Regions from separate parts of the Homo sapiens genome. Here region 1 is linked to region 2. Evidence: read pairs that join two places in POLR2A ChIA-PET (ENCODE). Cell type or tissue: Panc1. All regions are shown on one strand. Each heading gives the region's core, and the rest is flanking DNA. Links, peaks and the distances in the headings are about the cores only. Region 1 overlaps LOC124900218 (a long non-coding RNA gene). Region 2 has its middle 59 kb from the start of TFAP2A-AS2.

Region 1 (5,382 bases), core at 209-5,208, 220 kb after region 2:
ACAGTGATCTATAATGCAATCATGTAGATGTAGTCACATACATCCTACAACCTTTGCTATATGCTGTCTGATAGAAACAAGTCACAGTTCCTTTTCAGACTCAACAGGAGGCTAGTCACCCAGGGCGTGAATATCAGGAGGTGGGAATCATGGGGCCTCTTTAGAGTCTCTCTATCACAGTTTCAGGAGTGCTGGCAGAAGACATGAGACTCCTGGATCAGAGACAAAAGACTTTATTATTTACAGAAGCAAAACCCAGAGTATCTGCATTTGTGCTGATTTCCTGAGTGCCATTTCTCAAAGTGTGATGTGAAGAGGGCTAGATGGTATCTGCACATGGAGTAGGGTGTGCTTTGGGGAAGGAACTCTGAGCTTAGACAGACTAGATGTTTTATTAGAATCAGTAAGCATGCCTGACCTATGCCCTGAAGGAAGGTATAATCTTTGTTGCTGTGAACCATAAGCAGACCTGCCTTTGCTCTGAAGGGAGACATTACCTCTGTTTTCCAAGATTGTTTGCTCTGTAAACATCCTTGAAAAGATAGTCTGAAACCAATGCAGCCAGAACCTCTGCTTGGAAGATATGCAGAAGCATAAAACTAATGGAGAATTATCTCCTGGTGGGCATATGTTGACTCTGAGGAGCATACCTATGTATAATAGGAAAATATAGATATGTACATAAATAACTGTAATGAATGAGTGAATCTGAAAAGAGAAATTCAGTGTGCTATGAAAGCTCAAAGGAAGGCAAAGTTATTTCTAACTCCAGCGAACAGGCAATCCTTCACAATATTAATTTTGAAGCATCATGAGGATTTCAACTGGTGAGGAAAGGTGGAAAGGAAGGTGGAAATGAAAGAAGCAGTAAGGGTAGAAGAAGGAGGGAAGGTACCACATAGGTTCCCCATGTGGGGCAGTTAGTTTGACTCAACACTGGGTTAAGAAAAGGGCAGCACGGTATGGAGAAAAGTCGGAAAATGTAGAATTAAGTTGGCTGATTGTGGACCTTAAATACTTGTTTAGGTGCCATTAAAGTGTCTTGAGGAGTCCAGTTGGTGTCACGAAGGTGTTTTGAGTGAATGAGTGTAAGGGAGCCATTAATTCAGTATTACACTTTAGGGGTTATAATCTAGAGATGATGGGATGACTTGGAGTCGGCAAAAGACTTGAGGCAGAACTCCTGGTGAAAAAAAACTATTTTAAATGGTACAAGCCAGAAGGTGATGCAAGTCTAATGTATTCCTGTGGTAGTGAGAAGAAAGCGGTGCAGTTGGACGTAGACCTCTTTCATTGGTACAGCTGTTTGACTTGGTAGCTCATTGCTCCTATAATGCAAGAAAAAGGGAAGAATCAAGGGAATCCTAGGTAACTGAGAGGCTGGTGGCCCCAAGAGGAGAAATAGAGAAACTATGATAAGGTACAGATACCAGGGAGAATTTGATAAATTTGGTTTGGAATCAAAAAGAAGCCCTTTGTAAATGAACCTATTTAAATAGTTGGGTGATATCTTAATGCACTTAGATTTAATTTATTTGGTACAATACAAATTAGATGTCAAGAAAAGTCTAAAGCATTGTGACTCAAATTCAGGACCACCTTACTAAGTTTGGGTGGTAACAATTAGGAAGATGGAGATTTTCTTCTTTCATTTGACTGACATCATGCTTAGGGAAAAGAACAATCCATTTAAATAAGGATTTCTTAAAAACTGTATCGTTTCCATACGTTTAAGATCAGAAAATGTGATTATATACTACAGTTCATTTAGGTGGGAGGAGGCCATTTTTAAAGGCTAAAATTTATTATCTAAGAAGTAGGTCTTAATTTTTAAACTCATTGACTTCATAGGTGAAACACACACATACAGACTTTTCTCATTTAAGGAGAGTTATTTTGTATGTTTTTACGTAATTTGATCTTACCCTTCGATGCTGAGTACCTGGTATAGACACACACCATTGTTCCTTCAAGTGTAACCCCTTTCTAAACAGTGTGTATTCACCAGGAAGTGCTAGAATAGTTTTTGCTCCCACTGTCATTTTTAAAATTTTGTTTCTGAGCCAGCTTTCACGGTATTTGTTTCGCACTCAAAAACCAAAGTTATAATTAAGGCAGCTGTCATATGATAGCAGTAGGCACCTGGACACTTCAACTTACCTACCAGGGAAGAGAGACGGAGCAGGAAAGGAGAGAAAGACAGAAAACAGAGCCCTGAAAGTGCCTTCCTTCTTGTTCTATATTTTAAGAGGTCAATAAGATAACTTTATTAAATAAAAGAAGGAGGCCAGGTGCGGTGGCTCGCGCCTGTAATCCCAGCACTTTGGGAGGCCGAGGTGGGCAGATCATGAGGTCAGGAGATCAAGACCATCCTGGCTAACATGGTGAAACCCCATCTCTACTAAAAATACAAAAAATTAGCGTGGAGTGGTGGCACAGGCCTGTAGTCCCAGCTACTCAGGAGGCTGATGCAGGAGAATCGCTTGAACCCGGGAAGTGGAAGTTGCAGTGAGCCGAGATTACGCCACTGCACTCCAGCCTGGGTGACAGAGCAAGACTCCATCTCAAAAAATAAAATAAAATAAAATTAAATTAAAAAAAGGAAATACTTACTGTGACTTTTATATACTCAGTTTTAGAATCTTCAAAGCAACTCCATTTATTTATTTATTTATTTATTTATTTGAGTAGATACAGGGTCCCACTATGTTGCCCAGGCTGGTCTCGAACTCCTGGCCTCAAGCGATCCTCTCACCTCAGCCACCCAAAGTGCTGGGATGGCAGGCGTGAGCCACCATGCCTAGCCCATTTATTCTCATTTTATAGATTGGAAAATTGAGGCTCAGGAACGTTTAATCACCTTCCTTCAGCTATAAAGTTGTTTTTTAGTGAAGTTTGTCAGTTCTTTCTTTCTCTTTCCACTATACAATGAGTTTCTCTCCAAGAGCTAAATGACCAATATCACCAAATGTGATTTGAAGTGACACATGTACAGGGAAATTTCAAAAAAATAAACACGACTTGGTGTCTTTCTCAGGAAACCTTAACTTAAGCCAATCCTGGTTTGATATTTGAACTTAATGAGAAACTTGCTTTCTTACTTACCTAAATTCTTTTTTTTTTTTTTGACATGGCATCTCACTCTGTCGCCAGGCCAGGCTGGAGTGCAGTGGCACAATCTCAGCTCACTGCAACCTCCACCTCTCAGGTTCAAGCAAGTCTCCTGCCTCAGCCTTCCAAGTAGCTGGGACTACAGGTGCACGCCACCACACCTGGCTAAGTTTTGTATTTTTAGTAGAAACGGGGTTTTGCCATGTTGGCCAGGTTGGTCTTGATCTCTTGACCTTGTAATCCACCCACCTCAGCCTCCCAAAGTGCTGGGATTACAGGTGTGAGCCACCGTGCCCGGCCTTTACTTACCTCAATTCTTTACCTTAAATTTAAACACTTCTACCTACATCATGTTGGGGCATTATCCATCCAAATACCCTCTGGCTTTCTCTGATCGCTGGAAACTCCTGTGCATTTTTCTTGTCCCAGTAGCAGTTTCTAAGCACTTTGACTATTTATTTTCTCAGTACTTCCCACTTTCCACAGTATGACAAGTCTTTCTGGTGTCTAGCTTACCTACAAAATACATTCCTACAGCAGAATCAAGAAATAAAAATTACGGGCACTAATGGGGTACTGCTACTCTCCAGTATTGATACCCATGCAATTACTTTTCTCAAATCAGAATGTGATAATACTTTGCTTTTCTTCCTTTAAATGCTATTTAAGAAATTAAATATATGACATTTTTTGCAGCTGTTTTCTGCGTCTAGGTATTATTTGCATTGGAAATGTCATACAATAACTTTTTCAGAAGCAAAGTTTTCTTCAGAAACAAACACCTTTATGTTAAGACCTCTGCAGATCAGTCTTAGTTTAAAGCTTATGTTATTATAAAAAAAATACAGTTTAGGCCGGGTGTGGTGGCTCACGCCTGTAATCCCAGCACTTTGGGAAGCTAAGGCGGGCAGATCACGAGGTCAGCAGATTGAGACCATCCTGGCCAACATGGTGAAACCCCGTCTCTACTAAATATACAAAAATTAGCTGGGCATGGTGCGTGCACCTGTAGTCCCAGCTACTGGGGAGGCTGGGGCAGGAGAATCGCTTGAACCCAGGAGCTGGACATTGCAGTGAGCTGAGATCACGCCACCGCACTCCAGCCTGGTGACAGAGAGAGACTCCGCCTCAAACAAAACAAAACAAAACAAAACAATTTAGAGTAGCATTTTAAAATGAAAGTATTTTAAACAAAGATTTAAGATGATTTTTGCCCTCTGCCTTCCAGTCTGTGAATTCACATTCCTAAGAAATCCTTAGTCCTCGATCTTGGTATGTCCCTCTCAGTCACATATTGTAAGAAGGTGGATAAGGGCAAGCATGGTCATTTATATTGCTGAAGTTCAGGGTTGAATACATACAGATCAAATCCACCCTAAAATAAGTAGAAAACAGCAAGGCAGCCATTTGTGAAGCTAATTAAGTGGCACATTTTTTTTTAGCTTATGCTTGTTAAAAAACTATGTGCTATTTTATGAAACCAAGGCTGAAAGTGATACATACCATTGAGGGTAACACTTTTTGGACTTATTGCTATTGTTATTATATTTGAGCAATGAAGAGCATTTGGGTATAATTTAGGGCTATTTACCTTCACCCTTCTTAATATCTGTAGTCTACCCAGCTATCTCCACAACTCTTTAGCTGTCTCTGGCTTAACCATCACCATGTAGTGCACCAAAAGACTTGTGCAAGACTATTTACAGTAGCATTATTCCTCACAGCTTCAAACTGGAAACAACTGAAAAGTCCACTCACCGTTGACTGGATAAATTGTGGTAGATTCACATCATGGAATGAAAAGAACAAAACCCATTATATAAAGTGACACGGATAAATCACAGTCAATGTGATAAGTAAAAGAAGCTGGTGACAAGAGTGTAGGAACTGCAAGATTCCATTTCTATGAAGCTTAAAAGTAGCCCAAACTAATGTAAGATAATAGCATAAGTAATCCGTGCTTTAAAAATTTTAAAAACATTTTTAATGTTTTGATTGACACATAATAACTGTACATGTTTATAGGGTACATAGTGATGCTGTAGTACATATAATGTCTGATGATCAAATCAGGGTGATTAGTATGGTGGTTGGACAATTTTTTCACTTACTTTTCTAGGAAAGTACCTCTGTGTACATAGGATAACACACTATTATCAAACTCTATCTAACTTTGCTAATCTCATAGGTTAAACAAATTAAGTTCTTTTAGTTAAGTTCTAATTTTTATTTCTTATTATGAATGAAGTTGAACATCTTTCCATGTGACTA
Region 2 (5,382 bases), core at 293-5,292:
CTTGCTGAGTCCTCTCAGACTTGTTTCTGAAATCTGACTTCCTACCCTTCACTCCATTGCCCCTCTCTGTTCAGCTCCTCACCTTTCCCTTGAGCTACTGCACCAGTCCAGCCACCCTCTCCCTTCCACCAACCTCTCCCCTTGCGTGGGCCTCAGTGTGTCCTGCTGAAATACGCACATTGACATCCTAACCCCCAAGGTGATGGTGTTAGGAGATGGGGCCCTTGGGAGGTGATTAGGTCAGAAGGGCAGAGCCCTCATGAATGCGATCGGTGCCTTTATAGAAGAGTCCTCAGAAAGCTGCCTTGCCCTTTCCACCATGTGAGGGCACAATGAGAAGGCACTGTCTATGACAACCAAGAAGTGTGTCCTCACCAGACACCAAATCTTTCTTTGTTTTCTTGAGACAGAGTCTTGCTCAGTCACCCAGGCTGAAGTGCAATGGTGCTATCTTGGCTCACTGCAACCTCCGCCTCCCAGGTTCAAGTGATTCTCCCACCTCAGCTTCCCAAGTAACTGGGATTACAGGCACCCACTACCAGGCCCGTGTAATTTTTGTATTTTTTTGTAGAGATGGGGTTTCACCATGTTCTCTAGTTTGGTCTTGAACTCCTGACCTGAAGTAATTCATGCACCTTGGCCTCCCAAAATGCTGGGATTATAGGCGTGAGCCACCGCGCCCAGCCACCAATCTATTGGTGCCTTGATCTTGAACAGCCCAGTCTCCAGAACTAAATTTCTGTTGTTTATAAGCTACCTAGCTTATAGTAGAGTTGACTCTTGAATGACATGGGTTTGAACTGCCTGGGTCCACTGATATGTAGATTTTTTTCAATAAATTTATTGAAAAAGTTTTTAGAGATTTGCAATAATTTGAAAAAACTTGCAAACTGCTGTAGCTTATATGGCAAATATAGGCAAAAAAAATACTGAAAAAATTAAGAAAAAGCTATGTCATGAATGCATAAATTCTATATAGATACTGGTCTATTTATTTGTTAATCAGCTTTATGTTATGGGTAAGGTGACGTGGTTTGGATCTGTGTTCCCACCCAAATCTCATATTCAGTTGGAATCCCCAGTGTTGGAGGTGGGGCCTGGTGGGAGGTGATTTGATCATGGGGACGGTTTCTAATGCTTTAGCACCTTCTCCCCAGTGCTGTTCTCATGATAGGGTTCTCACGAGATCTGATTGTGTGAAAGTATGTGGCACCTTCACCCTCTCTCTCTTCCTCCTGCCTCGACCACGTGACATGTTGTCTCCCTCTTCACCTTCCACCATGATTGTAAGTTTCCCGAGGCCTACCTAGAAGCCAACAGATGCTGCCATGCTTTGCTCTGTCGCCCAGGCTGGAGTACAGTGGTGCGATCTCGGCTCACTGCAACCTCTGCCTCCTGGGTTCGAGCGATTCTCCTGAGTAGATGGGATTACAGGTGTGCACAACCACTCCCAGCTAATTTTTGTATTTTTAGTAGAGACGGGGTTTCATCATGTTGGTCAGGCTGGTCTCGAACTCCTGACCTCATGATCTGCCCGCCTCGGCCTCCCAAAGTGCTGGCATTACAGGTGTGAGCCAACGCACCCGGCCAACCTCTTTTGTTTATAGGTATTTCTTTATAGCAATGCCAGAACGTACTACTACATAAGGCTTCTGGTCAACAGTAGGCTATTAGTAGTTAAGTTTTTGGAGAGTCAAAAGTTATACGTGGATTTTCTACTGCACAGGAGTTGGCACTCCAAACACCCCCATACAGTTCAAGGCTCAACTGTATTTTCTTATAGCAGCCCAAACAGGCTAAGAAAAGTCTATTCTCTAATCTGTTGATGATGTAATTTATTTAAGTGGAAATTCTTAAAATCTTCATGGGTTTTCTGAAGCCCTACAAAGTCAAGTCCCCACTCCTTAAATCCTGAATATGGCACATAAGGTTATTATATTTTCCCCTACAGACTCACACTCCCAGACCTCTGCAGCTTTGCTGGTGGGGTTCAGGCACGGGTACCCCACACTCCAGGCAAGTTGTACTTCCGGTCCTTTCCCATGCAGTCACCCCTCACCATTCCAGGCTTTTCATCCCTGCCCAAGGTCCTCTTAACTCTCTTCCTGACACATTAATTTTATTTCATTTCATGAAAAAAAATGGGTGTTTATTTGAAATTGCATATTATTTTGTATGATCTACTTTTCTGTTACACAAATGCTGTAATTTAAACAAAACAGTAAGGACAGGTGCAGTCACTTGCACCTATAATCCCAGCCATTTGGGAGGCCGAGACAGGAGAGTTGCTTGAGCCCGGGAATTGGAGGCTGCAGAGAGATATGATCGTACTACTGCACTCCAGCCTGGGAGACAGAGTAAGATCCTGTCTCAGAAAAAACCCCACACATACACACAAAAAATAAGACTAGTTAAGAGTGATAATTGGAGCATCTTAGTTGCAATAATTAAATAATGTGTGAGAAAAATGTAACAAAATTTTTTCTATCCTCTTCTACACCATTTTAGTTTAACACTTAAAACTCTTTCATTGGTTATTGATTTCTTCAGCTTTATTGAGGTAGAATTGACAAATATAGTTGTATAAATTTAACATATATAATGTGATGATTTGATATAGTGTGCATTGTGAAATGATCGTACAATCAAGTGAGTTTTTAATTTCTATCACCTCACCTAGTTAAAATTTTTTTGTGTGTGGTAAGAACACTTGAAATTTACTCTCTCAGCAAATCTTTCTTTCTTTCTCTCTTCCCTCCCTCCCTCCCTTCCTCCCTCCCTTCCTTCCTTCCTTTCTTTTCTTTCTTTCTTTTCTTTTTTTTTTTTCTTCAAGGGCTCACTCTGTTGCCCAGGCTGGAGTGCAGTGGCACGATCATAGCTCACTGCAGCTTCCAGCTCTTGGGTTCAAGAGGTCCTCCCACCTTGGCCTCCCAAAGTGCTGGTATTATAGGTGTGAGCCATGATGCCCAGCCAGCAAATTTCAAGTATACAGTACAGAATTATTAACTCTAGTCAGCAGCTGTGCATTAGGTCTCCAGAATTTATTCATCTTTCTTTTCATAGATGGGATCTCACTTGGTTGCCCAGGCTCGACTCCAACTCCTGACCTCAAGGGATCCTTCTGCCTCAGCCTCCTGAGTAGCTGGGACTACAGGCACGTACCGCTGTGCCCGGCTTGAATTTATTTATCTTATCACTGAAACTTTGTCCCCTTTGACCAGCATCTCCCATTTCCTCCACCCTCAGCCCCTGGTAATCATCATTCTTTTCTCTGCTTCTATGAGTTTGACTTTTTTAGATTCCACATGTAAGTGAGATCATGCAGGCATCTGTCTGTGTGTCCCTGGCTTATTTCACTGGGCATAATGTCCTCTCGGTTTGTCCAGGTTGTTCTGTCTCCTGACAGATTCTTATTCATTCTTCAGAACTCAGCCAAGTCTTGCCTTCGGTGCGGCTTTCCCTGGCTCCCCTGGACTGCTCGCTCTCCTCTCTGTGCTCACCAGCTCTTGCTTCAATCCTTGACTCCAGCACTTTCCAGACACTTAATCCAAGCTTGCTAGATGTGTGAGCAGGTACAGGGTGGAACCAGGTTGATGCAACAAATTGATGGGCATTACTGATGAACCTGGGGTGAAAGTTCTGTGTGTACATTTGCGGAAAGATGTTGGTGTTTGGGAGAGGATTTCTCCTGCTCAGGCTAATTTCCGAATGGCAATTTCCCACTTGATTAGCATGAGCTCTAGCTAGATAGGGATAGGCCACATGGGTCAATGCCATCTCTTTTGAAAATCGTGACAGACTATACTAGGTCTAAGTGAAATTGTTATCAATATTGAGGACTTTAGTGATTATTGCAGTGATATCCTCAAATTTCTGCTTTTTTTTTTTTTTCCGCAGAGTGTCACTCTGTCACCCAGGCTGGAGTGCAGTGGCACAATCTCGGCTCACTGCAACCTCTGCCTCCCAGGTTCAAGCGATTCTTCTGCCTCAGCCTCCCAAGTAGCTGGGACCACAGACACTGTGGGAGGCTTGAGGCCCATGACATCAATTTAGGCATCCGGAGAAGGTAGGAGGCAGGGGAACAGGTAGGGGGAAGGTGTGGGGCCCTGCGTGTCTTGAATGTCCCCTCCAAAGCTCATGTTGAAACTTAACTCCCAATGTGGCAGTATTGAGACGTGGGGCCTTTTGGAGGTGATTAGGTCTTGAGGGCTTTGCCTCCATGAACGGATTAATCCATTCATGGATTCATGGATTAACCAGTCCGTGGATTGATGGGTTATTATGGGACTGGAACTGGTGGCTTTGTAAAAAGAGGAAGAGAGTCCTGAGCTGGCCTACTCAGCTCCTCTGATGTGACACCCTGCACCACCTCAGGACTCTGCAGAGTCCTCACCAGCAGGAGGCTCTCATTAAACGTGGCCCCTCAGCCTTGGAATTCCCAGCCTCCAGAACTGTACAAAATAAATACCTTTTCTTTTTAAATCATTCAGTTTCAAGTATTCTGTTATAAACAACAGAAAATAAACTATTACAGAATCATGGTGTGGAGAAAAAAAATAACAAAAAGAAAATGGACTAAGACAGACTCCACTGGAGAAGTAGTAGTTTTTAATTGCTATTAACATAGGTCAGGTGTGGTGGCTCATGCCTGTAATCCCAGGAATTTAGGAGGCTGAAGTGGAAGGATTGCTTGAGGTCAGGAGTTCAAGACCAACCTGGGCAACACAGAAAAGCCCTGCCTCTACAAAGAATTTTTAAAAATTAGCCAGGCATGGTGGCATGTGCCTGTAGTCCCAGCTATGTGGAAGGCTGAGGCGTTTAGCCACTTGAGCCCAAGAGTTCAAGGCTGCAGTGAGCTATGATTGTGCCACTGAACTCTAGCCTGGGCAACAGAGCAAGACCTTGTCTCTAAAAATACATTTTTTTAAAAATTATGAAAATAGTGTGGGCATGGTGGCTCACACCTGTAATCCCAGCACTTTGAGAGGCTGAGGTGGGAGGATCACTTGAGCCCAGGAATTCAAGACCAGCCCAGCCAACGTGGTGAGAGCCCGTCTCTACAAAAAGTTTAAAAAATAATGAAAATAAAATAATTAAATAATAATAATAATAATAACTATAAAAAAATTGAAAACAACAACAATTCCTCACAGTGGGTATCCTTTAAGCTGGAACAAAAGGAGAAGATGCTATGGTCTGAATGTGTCCCCCCAGAATTCATGTGTGGAAGCATGATCTGCAATATGGTGGTATTAAAGAGGATGGGGCTTCGGGAGGTGATTAGGTCATGAAGACGCAACCATCATGAATGGGATTAGTGCTTTTGTAAAAGACATCTGAGGGAGACTGTTTGCCGCTTCCACCATGTGAAGGTGCAGGAAG

The links. Peaks named below come from ENCODE experiments on the same cell type or tissue, not always from the same donor. Only the 100,000 strongest peaks of a DNase experiment are listed, where the experiment ranks them.
Region 1: POLR2A ChIA-PET joins it to region 2 with 8 read pairs; 3 of 35 experiments call an interaction of 5 or more read pairs at or near these places.

What each region holds. Positions count from the first base shown.
Region 1 is chr6:10,122,458-10,127,839 of GRCh38, reverse strand. All of the region lies in intron 1 of LOC124900218 (a long non-coding RNA gene), which reads left to right. It also overlaps the pseudogene OFCC1. Among named protein-coding and RNA genes, the nearest start is that of TFAP2A-AS2, 280 kb to the left of the region's middle. In Panc1, for the core only: no CTCF peak of the experiment used is centred there; no DNase peak of the experiment used is centred there.
Region 2 is chr6:10,342,501-10,347,882 of GRCh38, reverse strand. No RefSeq gene overlaps it. Among named protein-coding and RNA genes, the nearest start is that of TFAP2A-AS2, 59 kb to the left of the region's middle. RefSeq lists an enhancer at 1-695. In Panc1, for the core only: no CTCF peak of the experiment used is centred there; no DNase peak of the experiment used is centred there; H3K27ac peaks cover 357 bases.